Regions from separate parts of the Homo sapiens genome. Here regions 1 and 2 are each linked to region 3. Evidence: chromatin loops called from intact Hi-C (ENCODE). Cell type or tissue: IMR-90. All regions are shown on one strand. Region 1 overlaps RELN (reelin). Region 2 overlaps RELN (reelin). Region 3 holds the start of RELN (reelin).

Evidence for each region. Peaks named below come from ENCODE experiments on the same cell type or tissue, not always from the same donor. Only the 100,000 strongest peaks of a DNase experiment are listed, where the experiment ranks them.
Region 1: it touches region 3 in a loop (2.7-fold over the local background); 2 of 110 quality-filtered maps call a loop at or near these places.
Region 2: a loop joins it to region 3, with 5 times the contacts of the local background. A loop is called at or near these places in 3 of 110 quality-filtered maps.

Annotation. Positions count from the first base shown.
Region 1 is chr7:103,589,246-103,597,245 of GRCh38, reverse strand. It overlaps RELN (reelin), which reads left to right. Exons shown (of 65, transcript NM_005045.4): 25 at 585-790; 26 at 2,754-2,925; 27 at 3,364-3,564; 28 at 7,418-7,650. Among named protein-coding and RNA genes, the nearest start is that of SLC26A5, 150 kb to the right of the region's middle. In IMR-90, no CTCF peak of the experiment used is centred here; no DNase peak of the experiment used is centred here; H3K27ac peaks cover 158 bases.
Region 2 is chr7:103,570,379-103,578,378 of GRCh38, reverse strand. RELN (reelin) reads left to right here. Exons shown (of 65, transcript NM_005045.4): 29 at 2,674-2,831; 30 at 4,080-4,287; 31 at 6,119-6,195. Among named protein-coding and RNA genes, the nearest start is that of SLC26A5, 130 kb to the right of the region's middle. In IMR-90, a CTCF peak has its summit at 4,718 (motif pointing left); a DNase peak (open chromatin) is centred at 4,698; H3K27ac peaks cover 843 bases.
Region 3 is chr7:103,986,847-103,994,846 of GRCh38, reverse strand. It overlaps RELN (reelin), which reads left to right and starts at 5,189. Exons shown (of 65, transcript NM_005045.4): 1 at 5,189-5,716. The coding sequence starts at 5,491. In IMR-90, a CTCF peak has its summit at 4,664; no DNase peak of the experiment used is centred here; H3K4me3 peaks cover 2,737 bases; H3K27ac peaks cover 937 bases.

The DNA.
Region 1 (8,000 bases), 400 kb after region 3:
AGGGCCATATCTCTGGAGAGGATGTTCCCTCTGGAAGGCATGCTGTGTACTAGCAAGTTCCATGCAACATGTTATTTCATCTAATTGTCACAACACCATATGAGGAAGGTATTATTATCCATATTGTACCTTTGAGGAAAATAAAAGCTCAGAAAGGTCACACAGCTAGTGATCAGTATGAATAATGGGCTGAGATTCAAACCCAGCTCCAACAGATTTCAAATAGATGGTCTTTCATCTGCATGGTTCTGCCTAGAGGAAATATGCAAAGTAAGGATTCAGAGTGTTTTCGTTAAAATTTTAAAAAGCTTTTTAGTACTCTTGGTGTAATTAGCAATTCCCAAGGGTCTCTCATAACCCAGCCTGGGAATCAGTAATGTAGACATTAACCAAAGGTATCCAGCAACAGTTACCGTAGTCGGATCAGAAACAACTAAATGGCATGACTGCCCTCTCTCCACAATAAATGGGGACGAGACCATTTCCACATAGTGCTAAGATGTCCATGTGAATTTGGAACTGAAACAACAAAATGCCAAAGAACTCCCAGATTACTGAATTTGATTTTTCTTCTTTTCTGAAAGGCTGGGAAAAGACAGCTGGTGAGTTGGGACCTGGATACTTCTTGGGTGGACTTTGTCCAGTTCTACATCCAGATAGGCGGAGAGAGTGCTTCATGCAACAAGCCTGACAGCAGAGAGGAGGGCGTCCTCCTTCAGTACAGCAACAATGGGGGCATCCAGTGGCACCTGCTAGCAGAGATGTACTTTTCAGACTTCAGCAAACCCAGGTAACTACCCACCTGATGGTCCTCGCATTAGTTTCCAGGAATGGTAAAGGTTAAATCATTGTTGATGTGTTTCCAAAATGTTAACTGTTGCAAAAATAGACAAACCTATAAAAATTTAACATGAATGATAGCCCAGTATATAAAGATTTTATTTCACTTAAGTGACTGGACAGAAAGCATTTGTATTCATGTTTGAATTTTTAAAGATTTTTTAAAGCTTGTGACTAGAAGAAAAGCAAGATACGTAACCACTGTTTACTCAAAGAAACCATGGAATATGGGGATGTTCCACGCTCATTTTCCCATTTGCAGGCTTGTTTGATTATTTTTAATGCACACACAAATTATGCTTAGCTCTTAGATTTAACAGTAAGATGGATTTTTTTGTTAAAGTGTTTCACATGGCTGCACCAAGGGCTATCCCTAAACAGTGTATGAGTAAGTGTATAGAGCTCAGATTTTCTAAAAATTTTGCCCTGGCCTATCCCTGTCTTAATTTTGATGTATTGGGAATATATGTAATAAAATATCTTAGGCAATGACTGTTGAAGAGTTTGGGGAGATGACTCGTGTTTAATACTAATACCAGTACCAGGCAATGTATTTATATGTATTTAAATTTAGTTCTTTTGCAATTATGTAGTATTTTGAAATTCTGTATTTATATTTTATATAAGTATTATTAAAGTCTATTCAATGATATTATTTTAGAATACTTTTTATAATCTCTGTATTTTCATTTTAACAAAAAAATAATTTTTTGTATGTTGACTACTATTAAGTTTTAATATATGGATCTTGTCCCTGTTTTCATTTTACAAATGAGACTTGTTTATTGAAAAAAAATTATTTAAGACTATATAAACCCAGTTCTTACAGACTGAATATGTTTTAAACATTTTACTTAAAGCATACCTATTTTGTAGATTGAAGGTTCATAAGTTTGACTTTTTAAAGTATTAGGTCATTTAAAGGTGACAGAACTTACCATGATAAAACATAAGTAGACATGCAAACAGACCAACAGAAAGCATTTCTTCTAAGGGATTTAGGGGAGAAGGAGAAAACAGAAAAAAGGCAACTGGATGAAACGAGAGATATCATAGGAAAAGGGTGGGAGATGAAGCCTTGTGAGATTCTCCTAGATGCAATATAGTAGAGAGGGAATTGATAATGGTGCCAAACTGGCTTAAACAATAATTTTAAATAACTCAAATTATTTTTTCCAAGTAATATGTGAATCTGAAATTATTGAGAGTTCAGTAAGGTGACTAGGTAACTCTATAAGTAAATAAAAATGTAATGGCTTCCTCAAATTGCAGAATAGCATGTCTTTGTGATGAAAAATTACATACACAAAATTATTTTAAAATATAGTTTTACTAACATGAGAATGTACTTATGATGTAATGTTAAGTTTTAAAATGTAGATCACCAAATTATACGTATAATGCCTTGCCTATATAAAAGATTATAAGCTGTGAAGAGATACATCAAAATGTTAACAGAAGCCAACGCTATGTAGTAGATTATGGGCAATTTATGTTTCATTTTTAATGCATTTTTATGTTTTCCCACAATGAGAAAGAATTCCTTTGAAAAAAATGTTAAATATTATCTTCATGTAATAGTATTAAACAATTTTATCTTGATATTTCTTTAAAAAGTTATGACCATTGTCATGGTAGTCAAAAGATATAGTTCAATGAATCAAACTCAGTTGAAATATTCTCCCTCTTCTCCAAAAGATACAATTCCAAATGAAATAAACATGACCAGGACTAAACCTGCCTACAAGGTTAAACCTCAAGTCTGATATGTCCAAACTTACGGGCTTTTGGAAAATATTGAGATCAAACCAAACAAAACTTTTCTCTTGTTGTTACCCTTGTTGTTTTAATAGCTGAAAAAAAAAAAGCACAGCTTTTGTTTTCCCAACCGTAAATGATTTACTTTTATTCAGATTTGTCTATCTGGAGCTTCCAGCTGCTGCCAAGACCCCTTGCACCAGGTTCCGCTGGTGGCAGCCCGTGTTCTCAGGGGAGGACTATGACCAGTGGGCAGTCGATGACATCATCATTCTGTCCGAGAAGCAGAAGCAGATCATCCCAGTTATCAATCCAACTTTACCTCAGGTATTCTCCTATGTCTGAACTCCAAGAAGACAGATAATTATAAAAGTGAATGGCATAAAGAACTCATTTCCTTAAGGATTTAGTGCTTGACACTGAATGTATAATATAAGTTTAAGGGCTTGTACTTAATTTTTTGTTACCTCTCTATGCTACCACTTCACAGATAATTTAGATGTAAAAAAGACTGAAGTCTGGTTAAATCATCAAGCAAAATCGTTAGTGTGTTTATAAAATGATTAGATACACAGTGGTAAAATACTTTCAGTTGTTGAATCATCAGGAGAAAAAGTTAATAGCAGTAAAAAAAAATAGAGATTCTTCTGTGTTTTCCTAGAAATGCAAATGGTACATGGCCCAGCATGTCATGAAATGAAAATTCCTTTCTTGTTTTCAAAGCTATCAAATTGCCTTTTGTTTTATTTGTATTGTTTCTATTAGAACTTTTATGAGAAGCCAGCTTTTGATTACCCTATGAATCAGATGAGTGTGTGGTTGATGTTGGCTAATGAAGGAATGGTTAAAAATGAAACCTTCTGTGCTGCCACACCATCAGCAATGATATTTGGAAAATCAGATGGAGATCGATTTGCAGTAACTCGAGATTTGACCCTGAAACCTGGATATGTGCTACAGTTCAAGGTATTTATGCACAAGCTTCTTCCCAGAGCAAGTTAAGGAGTAAAATATCTTCCAGATGTATAAGTGGAACTCACAAAGAACACAAATTTTTCATATTCTATTAAAGAAGGGACTCACCTGTACGAAAGCTTAACAGTGTTAGAATTGCGAAGCTTTTCAGCTCTACTCGAAAGCAGTTATTAGTTTTTAAGGAGTCCCAAAAGTTGTGGGTATACCATTTCTTTAGGTACTCAAGGAACTCTACCAGAATTAAAAATAAAATTGACTTTTAGAACTTCAATCTGATTGTGACTTAATGAATCTCAAGCTTCTAAACGATGATGAATAAGTTGTCCTTTTCATCTTGCTAGTGGTATTTGAACTTACAAGGTATTTTATGCTTTTGCTGTATTATTTTCAAACAAATTATCTTACTTAAATTCAGTAAATTTTTACTCCAGTCATCATTGTTCTCTTAAAAGCTTCTTGTTTTTCAGCTCTGTGATAACATATCAACATGTATAGCAAGTATTTACTTTGACAAGGTCTTGTTTCAGAACCCTAATCAAAATTTCATTGTGTTTATAATAAAATCCCATAGGTGACTTCTGGGGTTGAAAGTAATGCAGTTTTAATGAGCTAGCACAACTACATGGTCCTTACATAATGGCAGGATGCAGATGCTAAATAATTTACAAATGGAATTATTAAAGAGATCAGATGTTTATAGGCAGCTCTTCAAATACAATTTCCACAGGTCTGTAAACAAGGAAGTGAGTCATAAATAATATGATTAGTAAAATGTAACCCTTCCTTGTTTAGATTCTGATGCTAAACTACAATGGAAAAATATCAATAACAATATATGAATCTATATTCATTTGTTGGTAATACCTAAAGTAGTAACAAAATAATGTTAATAGCAAATATATTTGCAGAACACTATGCTGTTTCTCATCTGACACCTTTTCTATTTAATTAATCACAAACCATGGTTGTGTAGGTATTAAAGTCTGCAAGATAATATTCTGAAATTTTTAAAATCTAAATTTAAAAAATAGTGTTAAATATTTCAAGCATTTAAACAATGATCAGGAATGCACACTGCTTAGGAAAAATCTTAATTCTCTACCATTTGACCCAGCAATCCCATTATTAGGTATATACTCAAAGAAGTATAAATCATTCTACCATAAAGACACATGCATGTGTATGTTCATCAAACCACTACTGACACTAGCAAAGACCACCTAAATGCTCATCTGTGGTAGACTGGATAAAGAAAATGTGGTACATATACACCATGGAACACTACACAGCCATAAAAAAGGATGACATCATGACTTTTATAGCAACATGAGTGGAGCTGGAGGCCATTATCCTAGGCAAACTAATAAAGGAACAGAAAAACAGATGCCACATGTTCTCACTTGTAAGTGGCAGCTAAACAATGAGAACACATGGACACGTAGGGGAACAGCAGACACTGGGGCCTACTTAAGGATGAAAGGTAGGAGAAGGGAGAGGATCAAAAAACTACCTATTGGGTAGTATGCTTATTACCTGGGTGACAAAGTGATCTGTACAGCAAACTCCCGAGACACACAGTTTACCTATATAACAAAATTCAGATTACAATGGATTTTAAAATGTTGAGTAAAGAGGTCTACACAGTGAATACGACCTTTCTCTCAATTTGTTTAGCTGTGTAGTTAGAGGGAGACCAAAAATCAGGGAGAATTTTTATTTTCTTTTGTTTTATTTTTATTTTTAAAGATAGGAGAGACTTAAACATATGTATCTGATCCATAGAAGGTACACAAATAAATATTTGTTGAAGGTAGGCCTAAATCCTGAATGGAAAGTTTAAGATAAATTTTATGTTTAATACAGCTGAGAGTATGTCTACACTACCCTATATCTGATTTCTAAAGCACGAACTTGTCACAGAACTTCAAGTTCCAACCACTTGTCTGTGTTAGAAACAACAGCAATCATGGCAAATTTAAGACAAAAAGTTAACTAGGTGTGCCCAATGTGGCTGCTCTCACCACACACCAACCAAAGGCCACTGTTACTATTGAATAATGCAGTAAAAGGAATTTGTGTTAGAAGAGTTTAATCATGCATCTGAGAGGGTTAAGTTTTTAATTATATTCTTGATGTTTTACTATATAAACTTGGATAAATTGTGCACAATAAAATTTCTACTAACCAAATTATAAATTCTCTGAGAGATGCTTTCTAGCTGTGAGTATGGAAATAAAGAAGATACTAAATCTTCTTTTTAAAAACTAGATAAAGCTGCCTTACAGTCATGAGGATTAACTGATTGACCTCCTGAGCTATGGCTCAATATTATTAGTCCATGTCTCTCCCTTTATTTTTTTGTCGTATCATGTTCTTTTCATTCCTGATTTCAATTTTCCTTCTAAAAATCAGACTATTCTTATTTAGTAAAGTCTTTTACAACAAAATTTGTGGCTCCCGCCAACAAATGAAATAAGATGTAAATAAGCCATTCATATAAGATGGCAGGTAATTAAATGAACATGAGAAAAAGAGTTTGACATTTATAATTATGAAAAGTGTAATAAAATTCATTTACACATTTATTTGGAAATAAACTGTCTTAAACTATAATACCCAATGCCTAAACTGATTCATTTGGACTCAGCCAATACAAAATGAGCACAGATAACTAGAAAATTTTAAGTGTTTCTACATTTTGACTCCTTAATGCTACTCTCAGGAATTTATCTGGTGATGACAAATCAAAGAAGAAAGGTATATTCTCTGCAACGCTATGTATAACAGAATGTGGAGGAAAGCTCTAGATGTGTAATAACTTCAACTGTAGGACCAAAATATAGCTTCCCTATAAAGATCAGAAGAGAAAATAGAAAAGAAAGGACAGTTATGATAGGCCAGTGGGATTTAAGTTGTATTTTTACCATTTTTTAAATGTTGTTAATCCTATGATGAGTCCTCCATACAAGTACACCAAACAGTAACAGTTTCATTTCTGGATCATGTTGCTTATTTGATGCTGTGATAAACACTCAGCTGTTTCATCTAAGTTGACACTGATTTTATTTTATATTTATTTATTTATTTATTTATTTATTTATTTATTTATTGTTGAGATGGAGTCTGGCTCTGTCACCCAGGCTGGAGTGCAATGGCGTGATCTCAGCTCACTGCAACCTCCGCCTCCCAGGTTCAAGCAATTCTCTGCCTCAGCCTCCCGAGTAGCTGGGATTACAGGTGCCCGCCACCACGCTGGCTAATTTTTGTATTTTTAGTAGAGACAGGGTTTTACCATCTTGGCCATGCTAGTCTTGAACTCCTGACCTCATGATCCACCCGCCTCAGCCTCCCAAAGTGCTGGGATTACAGGCATGAGCCACCGCACCCAGCCGGTTGACACTGATCTTTAATGAGCTTTGGCAAGGAAACAGAAGGAGGATGCTTGTTCCACTGAAACCTTCCTGTACTGAAGAAGACAGCTGCTTCTCCATCTTATGGTTTCCTCTGTCTGTACCCTCTGAGGAGGGAGAAAAAAGCAGCTTCTTGGCATATCTTTTGTCTGAGACTCAAGAACCACATACACTGTGCTTCTCTCTTCTCTCCTATAATCCCAAGAAATCCACAAAATGAGTCCAGTTTTCTAGTAAAAAGTACCTATTGTTTGCTTAAACAAAGAATTCCAGAATCTATTGAAGGGTCTTGGTTGGGACTGAGCTCACAATTCCTATCATTGTAAATTCAGTGCAGACCCATTGGAAGGCACCCTGGATGCTGTAGCATCTAATTTGTTGAGTGATGACTTAGAACCAAAATCTTGTATAATTCTTGTCCTTCCTTTTAACAGCTAAACATAGGTTGTGCCAATCAATTCAGCAGTACTGCTCCAGTTCTTCTTCAGTACTCTCATGATGCTGGTATGTCCTGGTTTCTGGTGAAAGAAGGCTGTTACCCGGCTTCTGCAGGCAAAGGATGCGAAGGAAACTCCAGAGAACTAAGTGAGCCCACCATGTATCACACAGGGGACTTTGAAGAATGGACAAGAATCACCATTGTTATTCCAAGGTCTCTTGCATCCAGGTAAAGTAATCATTCTTAATGGGTTTGGGCCATTAAGAAAGACACAGTCCCAAATGCTATAACCCTAAATGTTGTAATCCTGAAAGATCAAAACCCCGAAAATACAATTCTGGGAAAAATAATTTTTAAAACATTTATTTATATCTTAAAAGGGGATTTATCTGAGAAACATAAAAACATGACAGAACACTTCATAGGCCACTTTACACAATACTTATTTTTGCAAGCATAAACATTCAGATATACTAAAGACTGTTGCAATGGCTTAACATTTATGAGCAGACAAAATGTATACATAAAGAAATAGGTCAAAAAGCAAAATGTATAAATGTGTATCACCATGGTGGGTA
Region 2 (8,000 bases), 420 kb after region 3:
CTTACCCTATTAACCAAATGATTAGTCTTTTGGTGTTTTTCTTTTTTAAATCTAAATAAGCGTTCCTTAGTACTGAGCTCCTGGGGTCTTTTACCGTCTCAAACATATAACAGTGCATTCTGCTTCTTGGGTCTATAGAAGCCTTAGGATCTATAACTGCAAACAAGGATACCTCCTCACTCTGGCCAAATCAGAACTTGATTCTCTTATAATAATAAAAACTATAAAAACTATAAGAGCCCAAGAATCAGAGACAGGTCAAAGGATTTCACTTGTCCTTCATTCACTATCAAATTGCCAAAACTTTTTCTAAAATTCTACCTAAACTTAGGATTCTTCAACCCTCTGAATTCTTCTGGGCCCAAATCTGAGCTGGCTTCTTCCATGAAATGGGGCAGCTGATGGAGAGATGCCCTCATCTTGCCCAGGTGAGAGAGCCTGAAGCTGGGGAAAGAAGTTTTCCTTTCTCTTTCATCACTTTCCTTACCACAGATGCTGTGGATCCATGTTTCTCTGGGTTCTATCATAGAAACATAAAAAAGAAGCAGCAAGCATGACTTCTAATCCAAGAGGACTTGTATTAGGGAATTGGCATGTTTTCCTCATTTATCACAGACATGCAGTCTATCTTTTGGAAGCGGCATAGAGGCCTTAACATTTTCCTTAAGAGTAGTTGACAAATGCTGGTGTACATTAATTCCATTTACTTCCTTCAAGAGGACAAATACCTTCAGAGGCTGAATAATGTTACAGCTCCAAGGGAAGGAATTTTCCCAAGGTCCGTGACACTAAGACAATTGTACTTTTTTTTTTTTTTTTTGCTTTTGCTTTGTTTTTCTAAACTTCTTTAATTCAATTCTTTTTACCTTAAAAAGAATAAGATCAATATATTTCAAATTAGCTGCAAAGGAAATACATTTGTATGTTCACCTTCCTCTTACACTGAAACGGGGGCTTGGGGCTTACGTTAATAGGCAATTATCTCTGAACATTTTTAAACCTAATAAACAACATTACTGGCTACAGTTTATAAAGTTGCCATGAGTAGGTAACTTAAAATAATGAAGGGGGGAAAAAAGCCAAGGTTATGGTTCATTGCTGCCAAATTTCCAAAGCCACTTGAAGAGCCAAAAAGAAATCCATTCTGATCTTGCCATGTTATCCTCACAATAATAGAGGGGAGAGGGAGCTGTCTTTATCTACAGTTGTCCTTAACAACCTTCATTAATCTTTAAGATTCTTTATCCTTGTGTACTAAGAAGCTGGATTAACTCAAAAGTCTATAAATATTGGCAGCAAAATAAATTGGAATGTGGATACACCAATACATCTTCATCCTTTGATTATAGCGGAACTGAGAAGGAAGAGATAGTTCCCTGGTATGAAATTATAGGAGTGTGTGTACATATGTGTGTGTGTGTGTGCGTGTGTGCACGTGTTTCCATATGTTGGAAAAGAAAAGATGTATTTTAAAAATTGGAAAGCAATTGGGACAAATTTTAGTTTGGCAACCTCAAAACTATTGGCAACCTCAAAACTGGGCAGTAGCCCAGCCCACTAGTGTTCCAGGGTTTTGAAGTACTGGGACTAGGTCCTTCTTTTGTTCTTTGGCAGTTAAAACTGGTGTTTGTGATTTAAAGATGAGAGATGAAGAGGAAAGGAGGGAAGGCGCAGGTGAATAGAGCTGTCGGTACAAACTTAACTCTTCCCTGCCTGAAGCATGTCAATAGCAAATAGCCAGAGTTCCCTTATCTGTCCTAAGAAAGACAGATTGTTTCAAACATTCCCAAACAGCCTCTTCTGCAGATATCCATAAACTGAGTGTGATAGAAGGGTGAAATATTAATTGAGTAAAATAATGGAATATCTATCTGGATTTTATTATTAAAAGAGCAGAAGGTGAGAAAATATTCAAACATTTATGCTGAAAAAGAAATCAATCTGCGCATGGTGGCTCACATCTGTAATCCCAGTACTTTGGGAGGCTGAGGCGGGCAGATCACATAAAGCCAGGAGTTTGAGACCAGCCTGGCCAACGTAGTGAAACCTCATCTCTACTAAAAATACAAAGATTAGCTGGGCATTGTGGCATGTGCCTGTAATCTCAGCTACTCGGGAGGCTGAAGCACGAGAATTTTTTTTTTGAGACGGAGTCTCGCCCTGTCACCCAGGCTGGATGGAGTGCAAAGGTGCGATCCCAGCTCACTGCATCCTCTGCCTCCCTGGTTGAAGCAATTCTCCTGCCTCAGCCTCCCAAGTAGCTGGGACTACAAGCACGTGCCACCACGCCCGGCTACTTTTTCTATTTTTAGTAGAGACAGGGTTTCACCGTGTTAGCCAGGATGGTCTCAATCTCCTGACCTTGTGATCCGCCCACCTCGGCCTCCCAAAGAGAATCTCTTGAACCTGGAAGGCGGAGGTTACAGGGAGCTGAGATCACCCTACTGCACTCCAGCCTGGTTGACAGAGCAAGATGCTGTCTCAAAAAAAGAAAAAAAAGAGAGAGAGAGAGAAAGGTCTGAGAGACAGCTTATGAAGGTTAAGTGCAGTCAAGCAGACATGACTTTCAAATAAATATTAAGTCTCTGTTGAGTTTTTCTGAATTTTTCTATATTCCAATGCTTTGATATGAGATGTTGGTACAAGAAACAGGTGTGTTGTTTTTCCCAACAGCAAGACCAGATTCCGATGGATCCAGGAGAGCAGCTCACAGAAAAACGTGCCTCCATTTGGTTTAGATGGAGTGTACATATCCGAGCCTTGTCCCAGTTACTGCAGTGGCCATGGGGACTGCATTTCAGGAGTGTGTTTCTGTGACCTGGGATATACTGGTAAGGCTAAATACATGTGTCTGAGGGTTTTATTGTAAAATAGTCATCTCTAGTTGCTGTGTTTCATGTTATTCTCCCAAAGAAATAAATTCTGAATTTATTCCTCTTTAAGTCTAGGAATTGTAGGAATTCACAACCCAGGCACATGAGGTGCTAGGATATTTTGTAGTTTTGAGCTGCTCCAAAAAGGAAACATACTAATACAAATTTCATTTCCTAAAGAGGATTTGTTTATTATTCATAGCAATAATAATTAATACTGCTTGAGGTCCTACTTCATGCCAGACATTGAGGTTCTTTTTATTTCATCCCCTTTAATTCTAACAATAACTCTGTCATAGTACTGTAAACCCTATTTATATTTAAGGAAACTGAGGCACAGAGAGATTTAATAACTATCCCAAGATCATTCAGCTGGGAGTTGCTGGAGCTGAGTATCAAACCCTGGCAGTCATTCTCCAAAACCCAAACCCAAGCTCTTAACCACATGCTGCATGGCTGCATGGCCTCTGTGAGCCCTCTACATCACTATAGGAAACGTTATTTTTTACATTTAAAATAAAAATGCATCTTAGGATAAACCCAAGTCTGCCAAAAGAGTACTTTACAAAAAAAGTATCTCTGAGCACAGTGACCTTTGGATGTTGCTGCAAGCAAAAATGAAAAGAGCTGAGATTAAAGAGGAAAATTGGAGAAAATATTATAAGCTTCAAAATCTTTTTTTTTATTATTTTTCCTGGAGACAACTTCAAAAGGCTTCTTCCCAGCTTTTCAGTATCCCAGCCTTCATCTGGCACGTGACCAAAGACAAACATATGTTGTTGCAGGCCTTCTATGGAGAGTGCTGTCACTCACAGTTTCAAGGATTTTTTTTAAATTTGAGACTGACTGCCCCTATTGATCCTAGAATAGAAGGATAACAAATGAGCAAGTTTTATTGTGGATGAAATCTGTTTCTCAGTTTACACAAATCCTCAGTAGCAGGAACTACGAAAAGGTATGGTTCCCAATGTCTTCCCAATGTCTGTCTCTATTAAAAAATAAAAATTTACAGAGGCAGAATAGTGTTTTTGATGATGGTAGTGATGGCTGTCTTTCAGACCGACAGTTGTGAGATACAAATTTTCATGTGGCCTCTCTCCCTAATGTTAATCCCTATGGACATTCTTCCTTTGCCCATGTGTTGAATAGACCTCGTTTTGAATGATTCCAACAAAGCATCTCTCCTCTCTATTTCTTTTTCTGAAGCTGCACAAGGAACCTGTGTGTCAAATGTCCCCAATCACAATGAGATGTTCGATAGGTTTGAGGGGAAGCTCAGCCCTCTGTGGTACAAGATAACAGGTGCCCAGGTTGGAACTGGCTGTGGAACACTTAACGATGGCAAATCTCTCTACTTCAATGGCCCTGGGAAAAGGGAAGCCCGGACGGTCCCTCTGGACACCAGGAATATCAGGTAACAAGTATTAACTGGTATACTTTTTCACAAACATATTATTTACCACACGATGTAGTCTAACTTAAAACATTCTGTTCTGTTATTGGGAATATATACAATAATGTTTCTGTATATAGATTATGATATGTAAAAATGAAGATAACTTTAGCTTTGGAATAAAATAGGTGGTTTCTACAAAGACCATGCTGCAATTCATAAATCCATGTGTGGTCATCACCAAGGCCTGTGTGTCTAGGGTATGCCAGCTTGATTTTCTGAAGTTTGATATTATTATGAAAACCATTTGGTATTATTCTTAGCATGTGCCGTGTGAAACAAAGATTTTTCCAACCTTACATTCTATGTCTGAAATTGATGCGTCCTCATTTATCTAAGTTGATTTGTATTCACTTATTGAAAATGGTCCCCAGAAATTTTAAATGCCTACACTGACACCTACTGGTAAAATAAAGAACTGTTTGGTTTTTAAGATCAAATGAAATAATAGCACACCTAAAATAAAACTGCTTTTTAAAAGAGCAATTAAATTATTTGAGAAGTGGAAGAAAGGAAATAGAGAAAATGTTTAAAATTTTTAGACCTCCTCACAAAATCTGGGGTCCTGTGTCATATTTTTCCTTCCTTCAATTTCCTTCCCTTTCCATCTGCATTGTTCTCTCAGAGGTGTGCCTGTCAAGCAGGTACTCTCTGTCAGTCGCTATGGACTGAGGCATAATTTACATCGTACTGACTGAAGGCCTGCTGTGAAAAATTTAGCCAAGTGAGTCTAAATCAGCAACTGACAGGTAATTATCTGACTCTAAACAAATATGGTATTCAGCTTCTTAAGTTAGATTTTTCCTCATCTTGGCTGGATGCGGTAGCTCACACCTGTAATGCCAGCACTTTGGGAGACTGAGGCAGGTGGATCACTTGAGGTCAGGAATTCAAGACCAGCTCCTGGCCAACATGGCAAAACCCTGTCTCTACTGAAAATAGAAAAATTAGCCGGGTGTGGTGGCGCATGCCTGTAGTTCCAGCTACTCAGGAGGCTGAGGCAGGAGGATCGCTTGGGCCCAAGAGGCAGAGGTTGAAGTGAGTCAAGATCGCGCCACTGCACTCCAGCCTGGGCAACAAATGCCTAACGTAGATGACAGGTTGATGGGTGCAGCAAACCACCATGGCATGTGTATACCTATGTAACAAACCTGCACGTTCTGCACATGTATCCCAGAAACTAAAGTATAATTTTAAAAAATCTTCATCTTGAGTTTCCAAGGATAGTGTTAACTAGATTTAAGGAATTTCCATTTTTGTAATTCCATTAAATTATAACAGACTGTATTTTTAGTAGAGACGGGGTTTCACCGTGTTAGCCCCGTCTCTACTAAAAATACAAAAGGAAATTAGCCAGGCGTGGTGGCGGGCACCTGTAGTCCCAGCTACTCGGGATGCTGAGGCAGGAGAATGGCGTGAACCTGGGGGGCGGAGCTTGCAGTGAGTCGAGATCACGCCACTGCATTCCAGCCTGGGCAACAGAGCAAGACTCCGTCTCAAAAAAAAAAATAAATTATAACAGACTGTCACAATGAAGTGATATTCAACGGTTTCCTTTTGTTTAGCTCATTATTACAGAATAAAATGAATGGTCATATTAATTAACTTCTTCTAAATGGTTACAGAATTAACTTACTATAATTTATGTATTTTCTGCTTCTCATATGCCCTTTGAGTTTGAAAGTAGTACTTAATAAATACAGGAGGGTTTTTTTCTAATGTGTCAAAACGCTAATGCTTACAGCTCTTCTGAACTCTTGTTTGTAAGTAAACTAAAGTTTTTATTCCCCAGACTTGTTCAATTTTATATACAAATTGGAAGCAAAACTTCAGGCATTACCTGCATCAAACCAAGAACTAGAAATGAAGGTAAGCTGCTGTATTTCCATGGAAATTACAGTTACTATTGGCAGATTAGTCCTTTATCCTCCCAAAGTTTGGCCAGGATTTTGAAAACTGATACATTACCCTGAATCATTCCTTCTCTTCTCTTCTGCTTTGTAGAATCGGTGGCTGCACAGAGCCAAGATCTCTAAGATTTCTTGTACAGATCCTTAGGCCTGAAATATATCATGTCTGCTCTGGGTGTAGGCAGAATCAAAGTGCCATTTGTTTTAGGGAACCCTATTCCTTTATACTATCCGCAGGGAGGCACAAAAAAAAATCCCAAAACAATAGCAGAGACTCTTACATATAGCATGGAAGCTAGAGACTTGTTTGCATAGGGCATTACTGAATGCAGATCAAAGTCTACTTCGGCCCATAAACTTATATTCCGGGCAGACCAGAATCCTTGTGTAGGAGGAGCAGTTCTTGGCAATAATAAATGTTATCTTTTACTGAGACTTATTATATGCAAGACACTATCCCACGTGTTTTACTGGTGTTAATTCATTTTATTTCCAGCATACCCTTTTGCCATAAGTAATATAATTAGTTCTATTTTGCAGATGTAGAAACTGAGGCACCGAAAGGTCAAGTAACCTGCCCATGATCATGCACTAAATAAGTGGATGAGCAGGGATTCAAACCACTCACACTGGCTCCAGAATGTATGCCATAACCATCATACTATACTGCTTCTCTCCTTGCACTGAACTCCACCCTCCCTAGGCACTCATACCATCTTCTGCCTCAAATGATTCAGTTCTGAAAGAAATGCAAAAGGCTTGAAGCATAGGTGGCCTCTGGGAGCTCTACAGATATGATATAATTCCTTAGGGGACCTTGAATGTGAACTGACTCCTCACACAAAATTCATAGGTTTCTCAGATGCATCCTCCTCCAAACCGTGGTCTCAGCAACATGTAAAGAGTTTGCACCTTCTAAGTTTGTTAATATCTCAGTATGACTGTGTAAAACACATTGGCTTAAACAATACCTATTAGTCAGTAGAGCTACCAACAGCTGTGTTCATCAGCTCTCCATTTCCTTGGCCATATTATCACTAACTGAAAGGTTTAATAACTTTTTCTGAATATCTTAGTACTTTTAGTCTAGTAATTATCCAAGTCATCTATTTACTGAAGCAGTATAGAAGCTTTTATAGACCATTTTTGCATTCCCTAATCTCTTCAATAAATATTTATTAAGAATCTGTTCTAAGCCAGACATTGTTCTAGGTGCTTTTATTGATACAATATCACCAAAAGACATATGTCCCTCATCATGAGGTAGGTTATGCTGCAATAATAATAATAAACCTCTAATAATAATAAACCTCTAAATATCAGTGGGCTAAATAAAATGATTTCTCCCCTGTGCTACATTTTCTTCATGGGTCATCCGAGGTCCTCATTCCAGCACCCAGAATAATAAGGTGGCTGCTGCGTAGATTCTGGATGTTGCCAGCCATGTGACAGAGGGAAAGAGAAAGTGTGGTGAAGGGAAAAGAAGCGTAAACCTACCATGTGCTAGAGAGTGAAGAACCAGTGGGGCACTAATGACCACCTAAGGGTAGATCCCTGCCCTCAGGGGAACTTACATTCTAGTGAGAAGACTCAGATAGTAAGCAATCAAGAAAAGAAATAAGCAAGAAAATGTTAGATTGTAAGGGCTAGACAGAAACAAATAGGCTGATGAGGTGGAAAGTAAATTTATGCAGTGGGAGGTGCTGATTTAGATTCAAAAATAGTCTGGATGGGGACTCACCAAGGAAGTGACATTTGATACAT
Region 3 (8,000 bases):
CTGTTGCCCAGGCTGGAATACAGTGATGCAATCATAGTTCACTGCAACCTTGAACTCCTGGGCTCAGGCAATCCTCCTACTTCAGCCTCCCAAGTAGCTGGGACTACAAGCATGCACCCCCATGCCTGGCTAATTTTAAAATCTTTTGTAGAAATAGGGTCTCGCTATGTTTCTCAGGCCAGCCTCAGACTCCTGGCCTCAAGTGATCCTCCTGCCTCAGCCTCCCAAAGTGCTGGGATTACAGGCATGAGCCACTGTGCCCAGCCTCACTCTTCCCTTTTCTTGCTATCTTTCCTAAGCCTTGGACATCTCAAGCATAGCCCTGCTTCAGGGCCTTTATATTATCTGATCTCTCCAGCTGAACTGCTCTTTCCCCCACATGTTAACATGATGGACTCTTCCGTATTAATGAAGTGTTAGCTCCAATTACACTCTTTCAGAGAAGCTTTCCCTGACTCTCCAATCTACAGTAGCCTCCCTGCCCTAGACACTCTCTACCACATCATCTGGTTTTATTTCTTCATAGCATTTACCAGTGTCAGAAATAATCTTGTTTATTGTATGAGTTTACTGTCTGTCCCCAGCACTAGATTGTAGATGCCAAACGGGTGGGCACTGTATTAGCTTTATTCACTGAGTCCACTGCATCCAGCAGTTTGGCACATAGGAGGTGTCTGATAAATACTGATTGAATGAATGTGTTGGTGACTGGGCATTCATTCACATTTTCAATGTAGAACAGTGCTGTCTAATAGGACTTTCTGCAGTAATGGGATAATCTGTAAGTCTGCACTTACTGTCCAGTACAGACAGTGCAGCCTTACAGATTATCCCATTACTAGCCACCCTTAGCTATTGGATACTGGAAATGTGGTTAATGTGACTGAAGAACTTATTTTTAAATTTAATTTGATTTGAATTTAAATAGCTACCTGGGGACTAGGACACTATATCGGATAGTGCTGGTCTAGAGGACATAATTTAGGATGAGGGATCAGGAAAGATCTCTCAGATGCAAAAATGTGTGAGAGAAGACTTGGAGCATGAGTTGCTATAGCCAAGTAAGAAGTGAGGTGAGGGAGAGGAGGGTGGAAGATGTGTGGTTAGGCCACAGGAAACAGGAAGGGCATTCCAGAGAGAAGCAGGGGCAGGGAAAATCCCAGGAAGTGGAGAAACTTTAAAAAAAGGGATTTTTAGTGTTGAGGAATCAGATTCTGTTTCAGAAATCTTACAATATAATGACTTTGTGTTGTCCCATAGTTTATCTCATCATGGTATTTCAATCTGGGGTGGCAATAAGTAACATGTTCCGGCAGGACGTACGTAACAGAGCCAACTCCCTAATATCCCACCTTTCTCAGTGCAATTTCATTTGCAAAAGGCTTACTGATCTTTAGGGTCTATTTTTGTGTGTTTTTTTTTTTGATTTTTGTTTTTTGCTTAGGAGCCTCAATTTTATCATACAGTACCATGTCTTATGAGTAATAGATTTTATAAGTTTATTAGCTGCTATTGGGTTTGCTCTCATGTGGCCTTTTATTACCATTTTAGAGTCTAATAAGTCAACTGATTTCAGTTTGTTCACCCTCTTCATATTTATATTTACATATTTTTTGATTTTATAAACTTTGTTTGATTTTTACATGGTAAATAAGAATAGTGACTCACTTTCCCACATATACCAAAATGTTTAATGCTTCATCTCAAAAAATATCAATGGAAGGCAGATGAGTGAATTCTTGCAACCTTAAAATATAATTTAATGTCTTCTTTGTATTTCATATGGATGAATCACCTCCCAATAATTTAAAAGCTATGTATCTGATATATGTATATATATACATGTATATATAGAGAGATATAGCAGATATATATATATATATATATACACACACATAGCAAATATATATATATATATGAATTTAATTCCCATCGTGTTATGATTATTCAAATACTGGGCAATAATTTCCACTTATCAAGAAGAAGTGGATTTATCTTCTAAGAATACTTAGTTTAATTCTTTTGGTAGACTAATTACTATTTCAAAACTCTTTTAATTAAAAATAAATCTCATTCCATTTTAAACTCCCTTTCCCACAAGCCTATTCATTTTCACCTGACATCACCTTTTATTTTTTGCAGATGTTTTTGATGTAAACCATTTTTTCTGGAAAAGCACTTCTCTATTTTTCTATTAGTTCGGAAGGTTTTTGGATTTTGCAGACCCAATATTCTTGGAGATACTTATTATGGCTCACTAAATAGAAACGAGGTGTAAGGGTTAGCACACGAATTGGGAAACAGGAAGTTTTGCTATCTAACCTGGGTTTCCACCTTATTGCGTGATTTCAAGTAAGTTGCTCACTAAGAAGATGCTACTCTCGGTTCAATGGATTTTATATATGATTTATGTATTTTTCTGATTTTCTAAAGGTTATTTAAAAGTTTTTAATGACTAGTTGAACTGGCCTAATCAAAAAAAGTGTCAGAGATGAAACAAATATGAACTTGAGCCTCTACAAGGTATTCATGTTAGTTCTAAGGACTGCAGACTGGAGTGTACCAACTTTTACTCCCCTCTTGACCAGCTCAACACCACTCAGGACATTATTTAAAAACAGTCTTTGTGTCTGTTACTGAACAACTGCAGGGCTGTAGCCAGAAATATGAGCTTGCTTCATGGCTAACAGTATAAAAGTTATTCAAATGTAATAGCAAAGCAAAGTGGTAAAAATTAAGGAAGCACAATAAAGGGGAAGATTGAAAAATAAACTTGGTCACATAAATTGAATGTTAAGAAAGCCATGTCGAGAGATACGAGAAAGAATATTTCTCTGAGAGTGCACTACACAATGGAAAGAAGGGGACTTCCTGGGAATTGAGGACCTTATATGAATTAAATTCCAATCATGTCCTGGACCAAGTGTCAGCGCTTACTAAAGACAGTTTATTTAAGCAGCGACCTTGGCATCAAGCATGGCCAGACTTGATCCCAAGCTCCTTTAACTTCTATGAATCTCAACTTTCTTCTCTTTAAAAATGAAGATAATTATACCTACTTTGCAGGCTAATATAAGGATTAAATGAGGTATTCTGACACTGGATGAAGAATAATTATTCCCCCATCCCTCTAACAACACCAACATGCATTCTTTAGAGGCGATTTGCAGTGGTTAGTGTGTCAAAATCAGACTGCCTGGGTTCAAGTCACAGCACTCACTAGCTGTGTGACCTTGGACAAGTTACTTAACCTCCCTGTGCTGTTTCATCATAGTAAAATGAAGCTATCAATGGTACTTTTCCCACAGTATTGTTATGAGGAATAAGGGAGTTAGTATGTATAGTACTTAGGACGGTGCTCAGTGCATAGTAACTAAACATTTTAAAAGTGTAAGCCAAAAACATTAAATAGTTTTGGATTCTTTCTACAAGTGATTAATTTTGTCTTTGGCTATATTCACATGACTGGACAGGAAGGCAGTAACAGCCTTGTTAGCTGTGGGCGAGTATCTCCTAATTCTGTTTGGGGCAACACCACCTGCTCCAGCTAGGGCTGTCGACTGTGGCAGGGCAGTGCAGGACAAGAGCCTCTGAGGCCAGCCAGTCTGCCCTGCATCCAGCCTTTGTCACTGACTTTGGGCAAGTTATCAACATTTCTGAGTGCCTCCTCCCTTGTGAAATAGGGATATTTTTTGCCTCTCCAGTTGGTGTTAGGATTAAAAAGCTAAAGTACGTCTAGCCCCACAGCCTGCACCCCGCAGAGCTACAGTGTAGCAATTGTTACCACATCATATATATATATATGCACATACATATATGTATACACTGTATATTATTTATATGGCAGTTAAGCCTCTGGGGATTTTGAAGTAAGGGAAACAAGAAGCCAGCTAGAAATGGGCCCTTTCTACCTGTCATTCGGTCTCAGTAAGAGGAAGAAAAACAATTTCTTCCTTTTGCAACGAAGTGATTACAGAGGTCTCCCCTTGGACCCTGATTTTCACCGCCCCTCGCCCCACAAATGCAGGCAAAGGCACTATCCCTTCCAATTTTATAATCTACTCATTTCTGTACGTGCGGGTTTATCTGGCTTGGTGGCAAGCCAAGGGTGGGTGGGGAGAGGCATTAAAACCTGGCAACCCCGCTCCCCCATCTCCGGATGCCGCAGGGCTCCTGCCAGCCGTCCTCGGTTAAAAACGTGCTTATGGATTATTTCACTTCCCTGCAGTTCATGTGCAGCCGCTCATTACCACCCGCTTCAATCACCGCTGCCAGCATCTCCCCTGAACGTTTTTCCCTCCCCCGATTTCAGGGCCATTGGTCATAACCGACATTTAAAGGAAATAAACACTGATTTAAAAAATTACAACACCCATCTCTGCCTGAAGAGCCCAGAAGCAATGAATAACAGAACAGTCCGGCGAAGAGAGCCTGTCGGATCTTAGCTCCGCCAGCCCTTCCTGCCTTACAATTCCCCACAACCGAGCAGCACAAATCACCATTTCCAGGCACCACTCGAGTCTGCCAATTCCACTTTCGCTTAATCTCATTTTAAAATCCTCTACAGATGAGGCTCTGTCGCTGCCGCGAGGGGCCGGGCGGCCGCGGCGGGAGGGACAGGGGGCCTGGGTGGGAAGGGAGCGCGAGGGCCCCTAGCGGTTCGCGGCCTCGGGCGGATTCCCAGAACGAGTGCGGGCCGCCCGGACTGGCAGACTGCGAGCCCCGAGGGGCGCGGGACGCAGCCGGCTCAGACAAAGAAACCGGCGCCAGCGGCCGTCCCTGCCGCCCCTCTCCTTCCCTCACGCATCCTCCCAGGAAAAACAGGGCACACTGACGGCCAAAGGGGCTGGCCTTCCCCTTCAGACAGCTGGACGGGAGGTGCCCTCTGCGGGGCTTTGACGTCCCTCGCAGAAGAGTCGCGGGCTCAGCGGTCCTCGACAGCGTCCCCGTCCCGCTCCCCGGCGGGCGCCCCTCCCTGTCCTCCCGGGTGCGAACCGGGCGCTGGCCGGGGACTCCGGGGACGCGTGCGCCCCTCGCCGCGCGAGGTGCCGCCGAGCCAGCCCGAGAGGGCGGGGGGCGGGCGGGGCGGCGCGCGGGGGCGGGGGAGCGGCCGGGACACGTGTGGCGGCGGCGGGGGGGACGCGGCGCCCGGGGCTTTAAGAAGGTGTGGAGCGGGGCGGGCGCTTTCCCAGGCCTGGCCGAGGGGCGTCGCGCAGAGGCGGCGGCGGCGCACGGAGGCGGCAGACGACGCGCTCTCGGCGCCCGCAGCCCCGGTCCCGCGCTCCCGCGGCCCAAAGTAACTTTGGGAGCCGCCGTCTCCCGCGGAACTTCTCGGCGGGGGCCCGCTCCCAGGCCCGCTCCCGAGCCCGTTCCGCTCCCGTCCGCCTTCTTCTCGCCTTCTCTCCGCGTGGCTCCTCCGTCCCGGCGTCTCCAAAACTGAATGAGCGAGCGGCGCGTAGGGCGCGCGGCGGCGGCGGCGGCGGCGGCGGCATGGAGCGCAGTGGCTGGGCCCGGCAGACTTTCCTCCTAGCGCTGTTGCTGGGGGCGACGCTGAGGGCGCGCGCGGCGGCTGGCTATTACCCCCGCTTTTCGCCCTTCTTTTTCCTGTGCACCCACCACGGGGAGCTGGAAGGGGATGGGGAGCAGGGCGAGGTGCTCATTTCCCTGCATATTGCGGGCAACCCCACCTACTACGTTCCGGGACAAGAATACCATGGTAGGTACCGCAGCACCTCCGCGCTCGCCGCCGCCGGGTGCGCCCGCCAGCGCACCTTTCTCATCCCTTTCCTTCTTCCAAGGGGCCTTGGAAACAAGAACCATGACAACCCTGGCCCCAGCGATGCGCTTGGTCCAGGGAGCGAGAATAAAGTTAGTGGAGAATGGAGTCACAAGTTGGGATTCATTCTCCATGTCCCCACTCCCCGAACGCATCTCCTGGTAATGAGCTGGTGCTTGTGCTAAACGCCTGAGAATTCTTGGAGGCCGGTGTCTTTCCCCCTCACTCCCCGTACTTACCGCAGGCACTTTAAATTGAACCTGCGCATTTTGTTTCTTTACTCCTAGGACTTGGATTTCAGACCTTTGTCCTGCTCCCGGTCCCCCCAGATGGGTCCCCGGGGGGGCGTTGGGGGCTGTCGCTGGGCTTTGCGGGCAGGCTGGTGACAGATTGAAGCGCCCAGGTCTGTGGCTGCCCCGCGCCGCTCGACCGCAAAGTTCCCGCTGCTCACCAGCCAGGAGTCCCTGGCATTTCATTCAGTGTCATACAGCCCTCCTGAAAGGGAGCGGCTGCTTCCAGCTCCCTATTCTTTTGAAAGTGTGATTTAATATGTCAGTAATTGATGATTTTTCTGATTCCTGCCTTACTTTTACATGGTGCTTCTTGTTAGAATTATCTTTGTGATGTTTATTAATGACTTTGTATTTTATCTGCACAGCTTTAATTTCCAGGTAGAGGCTGGAATCCCTTATAATTTAGAGGTATCTTAAAAATGGAATCATTATGCAGCCCTGCATCAAAAATAAACATTACAGAAGAAATAAAATTTAGCTCCAAGAAATATAATATTATGTAGTACATGTATTTTAAGCTAGTACATCGAGTATGTGGAAAAATAAAAAATGTCTCTTTTCTGTATTTCTTCTGGGACTTCTGAACATTTCATGCCTATAGAGCTTTTAAGCAGCGACAGGCACTATTTAATTAGAATTTCAACCCCAAAATATTTATACCCAACCAAATAGAAACCATTGTCCAGTAGGCTCCTGTTAATAGTTTCTATCTCTAATAGGCTAACAATCATTGGCATGGCGGGAGATAATCTACGGGGTGCTAGCACTTAAGATAGACAAGCATTTAAAAATTGTAAGAATCCTTAAGATTTTTCTGTTTTTAAAAAAACCTTGATATCTATTATAAAATATTTAGCCTAAATAAACGTCTCCTAGAGGTTTTAAACAGTGCTTTTACAACTTCCTTGTGGCATGGTGGCAGCCTTGTCTGTAAAGCAGAAGTTTAATTTGGTGGAATTTTAGAAATAATTTTGGAAAATTAATGTTCTGTAACTAGTCCCTTTTTAGATAAAAGTGCTTACTACGCCCTCTTCCCAAGAACAATCTAGTGCTTTTCTGAGATAATGAGAATCTTTAAGTGGAAGGAGCAGCTACTGTGATGGCAACCAGACCTAACCCAAAGCCTGATTGACAGCCTGCTGCTCCGTGCGACTCTTAGCAAAAGTTCTTGCCCGGTATGATCTCTCAGTGAGAACGGTGGGTAAGTGAGTGAGGCTGGTCTCAAAGGCGTGACTGTCAGGTTATGATGGAAGACCATGTGATGATACAAAGCTTTATTATTATTTTTTCTGTTTTCCACATCCTTTGGAAGGTCTCGATATTGAAAACTTAACTAAAAACACCAAAATATCATACACCCTTTGGTTTTGCTCCCTTGCACCCTTGAATAGCAAATGCAAGTCACCTTAAGACTCACCATAATCACATATCTAAGTCTGAAAAGGAATGGATAACATAGAGTAGAAATAAAGTGTAAATACTTCAAGTTGGACATTGCGGAGGAGAATCTCAATTTCCACCTCTTTTCCACCACCAGAAAAGGTAGAGAAATTGTATTATGTAAGTTATGAAAGGTCAAATTATTATAAGCTTTGAGAATTGTGTCAGATTTTAAATTTCTGTTATCTATTTTATTAAACATTTAGATTTTGGAACTAGCTGTAGCTATAGGCCTTAAAGTAAGAGTTTTTTTTTTTTTTTTTGTAAAATGTTCTACAGGTAGAATACATGTTTAAAAATGAAGTGATGCTTATGTATGTCTCTTTTCCTTTTAGGCTTTTGAAAATTAATTTAAAAAATTCAGACACACACACACACACACACACACACACACACACACACACACAGCTTCTGTTAGAATTGAACTGCCAATAGGAAAACTTAATCTCATGTACTTTTGTGGTTGGCCCATTTTGATATGTGACCAAAAT